Regions from separate parts of the Homo sapiens genome. Here region 1 is linked to region 2. The links are chromatin contacts, found by Hi-C in ENCODE. All regions are on one chromosome and are shown on one strand. Each heading gives the region's core, a stretch centred on a gene start or an enhancer-like site at or near the end of the contact. The rest is flanking DNA. Distances are from core to core; before and after follow the strand shown.

The links. A loop is a pair of places that touch in the nucleus more often than their neighbours do. Pooled maps may share reads with other maps.
Region 1: a map of IMR-90 shows a loop between it and region 2 (5-fold over the local background). The contact joins the promoter of GUCY2F here to the enhancer-like site in region 2. A Hi-C loop is called at or near these places in 4 of 168 maps with a recorded cell type or tissue (HCT116, IMR-90, PC-9 and 1 more), 4 of 37 single-sample maps with no recorded cell type and 17 of 50 pooled maps.

What each region holds. Positions count from the first base shown.
Region 1 is chrX:109,480,333-109,483,463 of GRCh38, forward strand. It overlaps GUCY2F (guanylate cyclase 2F, retinal), which reads right to left and starts at 1,754. Exons shown (of 20, transcript NM_001522.3): 1 at 1,534-1,754.
Region 2 is chrX:110,413,416-110,416,893 of GRCh38, forward strand. The region is part of intron 1 of RTL9 (retrotransposon Gag like 9); the gene reads left to right. It also overlaps a transcript of AMMECR1 not described here. Among named protein-coding and RNA genes, the nearest start is that of RTL9, 56 kb to the left of the region's middle. Within about 2 kb of position 2,201, at least 2 of the 41 ENCODE cell types and tissues checked have a DNase peak (open chromatin) inside an H3K27ac peak, as active enhancers do; they include IMR-90, where a contact is called at or near this core.

The sequences.
Region 1 (3,131 bases), core at 504-3,003, 930 kb before region 2:
TGGTGTTTGTTCTCTCTTAAGGGCTGGGGAGAAGTTTATGCCAAAATAATTAATCTCTAATAATATAATGTCTATTTCAAGCATCAGTTGCAGGTAGGCAAAGGAGGATGGACTACTTTTTGAGCAAAAAAATGAAGAAACTTTTGGTGCCCCTCAGATCAAAGTGATTAACTGTCCATTCTAGGTGTAAGGCTGGCATTTTTGTGTTATAATCCAGGTAACTCCTAAGCACAATGCCCACCCCAAATTCTAAAAAGTTAGATTTTTTATACCATTTCTAAAATTCATACAACACGGGTCCCTCCTCAGGCCACATGCCACAAAGTGTCCCTTGGCATTCACTCTCAGTTTTTGTTGCTCTTTTCCCTTTGTTAACTGCAAGATAAACATTTCCCAAGCTGAAGGTCTGCCCTTACATTTTTTCTGGTACCGATGTGATGCATTTGGTGATATTTCTAACTCTGTTAGGACTCCCTGGACAACCAGAAAGTTTTATGTTGCTGTAGGATTTAGTCTTGATCCCCCAACTCAAGATTTTACAGAAGGAAACTTATTCTTTAAAAAAGAAAAAAGAAAAAAAGAAGGGAAGGAAGGAAGGAAGGGAGGAAGAGAGAAGGAAGGAAAAGAGGAAGGGGGAGGAAGGGAGAGGGAAGGAGGGAAGAAGAGAAAGAAGGAAGGAAAGAAGGGGAGGGAGGAATGAAGGGAGAGAAGAAGGAAGGAAGGAAGGAAGGAAGGAAGGAAGGAAGGAAGGAAGGAAGGAAGGAAGGAAGGAAGGGAGGGAGGGAGGGAAAGAAAGGGGCAAGATAGGGGGAGGATGCCCTAAACCTCCACCTGCTGATTTTGGTTTAAGGAAAAAAATTAGCTCACTAAAGTCTTTCCTGGGGTTAATGGGAAATGTGGATATAACTAAAACAAAGTTTGAAGGTATGAAATTTTGGAAATAGAATACTACTGGCCCACAGTTGTTCTGGGGCCATTGCCTAGGTTACTCAGGTGTGAACACCTGCATGGGATCAGACTTCCATGGAAAGCGGCTAGAGCATAGGGATGCATAATTTCATTTCAGGTAGTTTTTACAATCTGATGGGAAGCCTGGCTTCACACAGAAAACCACCGTTCGTTAAACATGTACAAAGAAAGACTATGACAAATAGCTCTGAGGGAAATGGCTCCTCATACCAGCTTGTCAAGCCGAGGACTTCTATGAAAGATTGATTTGTCTTTCTAATTACAGCCTGAATCAAGTTAACAGCTTGTATAAGACAACATCAGGAAGCAATAAAAAAAGAATCATGAGAGAAACTAAACGAAAGCTTGGATGAGAGCCTTTGAGCTCAAATCTTGACTTAAAGTATCTCGAAGGCTCTCTTTAACCCTTCTTTCCTTCTTTCCTTCATTCTTTAAATTTTTTTTTTTACTACATATTGCAGTAAAACTAATGTATCTCAATCAGCGTCTCAGCTCCCAGGTGGGCTGTGTCTTTTTTCCCCCCATTACAATCTTTCTTATAAACAAGAGCTGTCAACTACTCACCAAGTAATTCACCGCTCAAATGTCTTCAGTTTACTGCCTGCGCATGCAGACCACTGGCATAGCTACCTCAGTGTGTCCATTTCTTTGCATCCTCTATGCATTCACAATCCTGTCAAGGACTCCAGTCTGTTGACAAATTCCATTAATGGGGTAAATAATTGAAAGCGTTAGTAAATGTTTTGAAAATCACTCTTCAGCATCCGCAGACCAAGACTTGGATTAGGATTTAGAGTGACACTTCTAATCCTTTAAATTGATCCCACCTGTAGCAGAGTTAGTGCTGACCTAAATGCAATGACCCAGAGATTAACAAACAAATAGAGTCCTCTGGATAAATACGTCCTCCACAGACTACTGCCTTCTTTTACCTTTCAAAGTCAGACACAAACTCTCAGATTTTGCCTCTGTGTTCTTCCTTGTTCCATTCTGTCTAATAACCACCAATCGCCCTTTCTCCAGGACAGTTCTAAATGCCAAAACATTCATCAGCTGTGATTCCAGCCCAGAATATAAAAGGTGATCCAGGCTGGCTCCCTGCAAAATTCAAAGCAGGTGAATTTTGTCTCCTTCTCCTATTCCCCTTAAGTGCCTTCACTGCCTTTCCTCCCAAGAGAGACTCCCTACTTCCCTCTACACCTTTGTACAGAGACATTGTTTCCCCATACTTTAGATGTATTCCTTTTCCTTAAGAAGTCCCTCTCTGTCCTGGGCATCATTCACTCAGGGCCCTGTTCTGGATTCCCAACGTGAGAACTGAGGTGTTAAGGGCTAAAAATGACTTATATTAAATGAGAAATGTTTTTTAATAATAGTTTTATTGAGATATAATTTATCTACCACAAAAGTATATAATTTAGGGTTTTTTTAAAGTATATTCACAAGCTTGTGCAACATTTTCATTATTCCCACAAAGAAATTCCATTCTTGTTTAAAAGTCACTCCCCATTTCTCTCCTCCTCCTAGCCCCAGGCCACCACTAATTTACTTTCTCTATGGATTTTCCTATTCTGAACATTTCATATAAATGGAATCATACAACATGTGATCTTTTGCGAGTGGCTTCTTTGTTTGAATGAAAGAAGGACATGGATGAAATTGGAAATCATCATTCTCAGTAAACTATCGCAAGAACAAAAAACCAAACACACTTTGTTTGAAAAACAAACCGTTTTCAAGGTTCATGCACGTTCTAGCCTGTACCAGTACTTCATTTCTTTTGTGGCCAAATAATATTCCACTTTTTTGGGTATACCACATGATCAGTTGATGGAAATTTAGGTTGTTTCCACCTTGGGCTATTATGAATACTGCTTTTATTACTTTTGTGTAAAAGTTTTTATATGGACATATTGTTTTTATTTCTCTTTGGCATATACCCAGGGAATTGCTGGGTCATATAATAACTCTATGTTTAACATTTTTTGAATTGGCAAACTGTTTTCCAAAGTATATGCACCATTTGGCATTCCCACCAGCAACATATGAGGGTTCTTTTTTGCCTACATTCTTACCAACACTTGTTACTATCTATCAGTTTTTTATTTAAGTATGACAGGCATTTTATATGTACATTATACTTATATGTACATCTTTATGTT
Region 2 (3,478 bases), core at 951-3,450:
GTTAGTCCTCCGTCCTCAGCCAAGAACTCCTCCTTCTCATGCCATCTGGCTACTTCTCTCCTCGTTGACGCTTCTTTATAACCATCCCCTCCTGGTCAACCCCCCCCCACCCCCACATTCAACGAAGAGTTCGACATCTGGCTCATTGTCTTCTTCTCCACCCCAAGTCCTGACATCATTCTGGGTGAGTTGGACATCCGTGATCCATGTACAGGACACACTCTCATCCTAGCCTTACCATGCTTCATCATCAGTCAGAACCCCCTACCATCTACACCTTGCTGGCTGGCCTCAACGCTCTTCTTTTTACCTCAGGAGGCTCTCCAGTTTTTTGAGCCCCCTCCATCCATTTCTTCCATCCCATCAGCCCCTTTCACCTTACTACCTTCCCTCTCCATCCTGGAACATGATGATGATGATGATAAGAATAACAACTAATATGTATGTGCCAGGCATATACTACCCATCTTATGACATCATTTCAGTAATCTCATGTTATCCTCACAATAACTTTATGAGGAAGATACTATTGTGGTTTTCCTTTTAATGAGGTGACTGAGGCTCAGAGAGGTTGAGTGACTTACCCAAAGTCCCACAGCAGAGATGAGATTTGAAGTCAGGTCTGTTTGCTTTCAGAATCTTGCGTATATCCCCAATTCCCTTGCCCTGTGTCTTTCTGCTGCATCCATGAGGCAAAATCCTAAGTCTGGATAAATTTAACTGACAGTTTCCTCCTCTGTGCTTATGCCCAGATGGAGGAACATTGCTGGAGAAAATCCCATCACTTTGTTGGTTAGTCCCACCAGAAAGTCATAGTTTCCAACCTCAGCGGGGCCCTCAACTCAGCTAAACAATCCTTCTAAGTAACTGTCCTGACAATAGCACTTGCAAACTTTCTCCACTGCCCTCTGGAGTCAGACTGTCTGGGTTAGAGTCTGCTTTGGCCACTTCCATGCTCCATACCATGCCAGCCTTTAAGAAAGGGTGAAGTGGAGGAAAAAGGATGAGGGGAAAGGGGAAGTGATATGTATCGAGTGTCTTCTAGGTACCAGCCACTGTGCCAGGTGCTTTGCATGCAGTGTTTCATTTAATCCTGCCAGCAGCCCTGCAAGGGCAATACTCTTGTTATTTTTGCTTTACAGAGGAGGAAGCTGAGGCACAGACAGGTTAAGTCACTCACTAACGTGACACAATTTGTATGTGGAGAAGCCATCTCATTCGTTTAGACCTTCCTTATCTTGATGAATTATTGTGACAAGCTGATAAATGGGTCCCCTGTTACCTATCTCATGCCCTACAATCTACCTTCCATTCTGTTGCTGGGACAATCTTTCTAAAATGCACATCTGACAGTGCTACTACTCTGCTTAAAGTCCTTCCAGAGCTTCCCCTCAGTCTTCAGAATGAAACAGAAACCTTTGATCTTAATGATTTGGCCCTGTCCTTCCTTTCTCACTGCATCCACTACCACTTGCCCATGCAGTCACACAGTACTATTTTTGGCCACCTGATGACACCTTGCTTTCTTCTGAAGAAAGAAGAAAGCATATATATATATATTCTCTGCCTCCCCATCCTCCACACCCTTTCCTGCCCACTTTAAATGCTCCTCTTCTGTGCTTTCACAGCATTCATGTTTATCCCAGTGTGTTATAATTTCCTGCTGTCTTCTCTGTTTCCCCCATTAAACTGGAAGCATCTTGAGAACTGGGATTGTGCCTTAGTCATCTCTGTACTCCCCAGGGCCGTAGCACCAGAGCCATGGTTAAATCTATGTTTGTTGAATGACTGAATTAATGAATGAATAGAGTGAATGAGAGAAGAAAAAGCTCTCACTTGGAAAGTTTAGTGACATGAGCTGTATGGTATCTGATTCTTGGCTGAAGCTGCTGCAGTTTTTCCCTATGACTACAGTGCTATAAAAATATGTCTGCACATGGATAAAGACTGGAAGAGAACTTTCCACACAAAACTAAGAGTTGTGTTAGAGTGGTGAGTGATGGATGCTTTTTTCCCCATTTTCAAAATGTTCTTTAGTGCTGCTTTTGGATTGTTTTGGCAATGTAGCAGACATTGTAGAAATGGAATTTGGGGCTCCCATGGAGGAATCGACAACCAATATGTATTGATGCCCAGTGTACTCTGCTGGGTTCTGGGTGCTGTGGGGAGATGGGTGGGTAAAGGCGACTCATTCTGACTCAGGTTTGCATGGTCAGGAATCTTGCCAATTACGTTGGATTTGCTGGAATAAAAAGATAACTTTCAAGAATTTTCCAAGCTCCTGGGTTGAGGTATTTCTTTTCTCCCAAAGCTGGGCCGCAAACAAAGATGGCTTTTGTTTGCAGTAAAATACTCATTCCTTCAATTTTGTCCTGCAAAGTGACTTCTATAGCTTTGGGAGTCAGGTTTGCTGAGTGGGGAAACTGATTGTCCATGCTTCATTGATTTAGAAATGACCAAAAATGTTTGCCTTTTCTGGCTCTTGAATAAAATGTTTAGGAATTTCATTGGCAAAATGATGAAATTGTTCCCTTTACTGCTGCAAGACTTCCAAAACTATATATCGTGGGTTAACTTAACCCAGAAGAGGCAAAAAAAAAAAAAAAATGGGAAGCAGACTCAGATGATTAACACTCTGCCTTAATTGGGTGCTTACTCACTCTGCCGTGGCAAGGCACTGTGTTCTGGACTTTGGAGATATCTCATTTAAAACTCTCAACAGCCTGTGGGTAAGGGACTGTTATTGTTCTCATGGTAGAGATGGTCAAACTGAGTTTCATAGAGGCTCAGCTCTGAAATCATGAGACCAGGATTTGAAGCCGAGTTCAGCTGGTTCCATGGGCACACACTAACCATTTGGCAACAGTGCCTCTAGACTAGTCTGGCTACAAAGGGACAGAGGTATGTATTTATTTTGATTTAACGAACCGTTGTTTAATGTTTACCATGTCCCGGGCACATGGTAACTGCTTTAAAAATGTTAGATTATTTACTTCTCATAGACAACCCTGTGAGGAGGTACTATTATTAATATCATATGACAGGTGGGAAAATGGAGGCACAGGGGTGTTGAATCACTTGCCCGGGGTCACTCAGGCTAGCATGTGACAGAGCTAGAGTTACAATCCAAGTGGCCATGTTCAGGTGTGTGGCCCATTACCTTGACTCTGTGCTGGTTAGCATGCTACCCCCTGTGCCCTGTCTGCATAGCTCTGGCTCAGAAACACTGAAGACATGGGCCTCTTTTTGTAGTTTTGTAACAGATTTGTACTTTTTAAAGTATTTTCCACCATTAAAGCCATACGCTCTGCTTCTAAGCGTCCTGTGGGGTTGGTGGGAAGGGTGAAAACATACTCCTGTCCTTCTATAGCAAGACTAGCTTAGAGGCAAGGTGGCCCAGTGGTTAGAGCATGCCCATGGTGCCAGTGAACTCAGCTTCAAATCCTGGCCTTATGATTTCAGAGCTGAACCTCTCTGA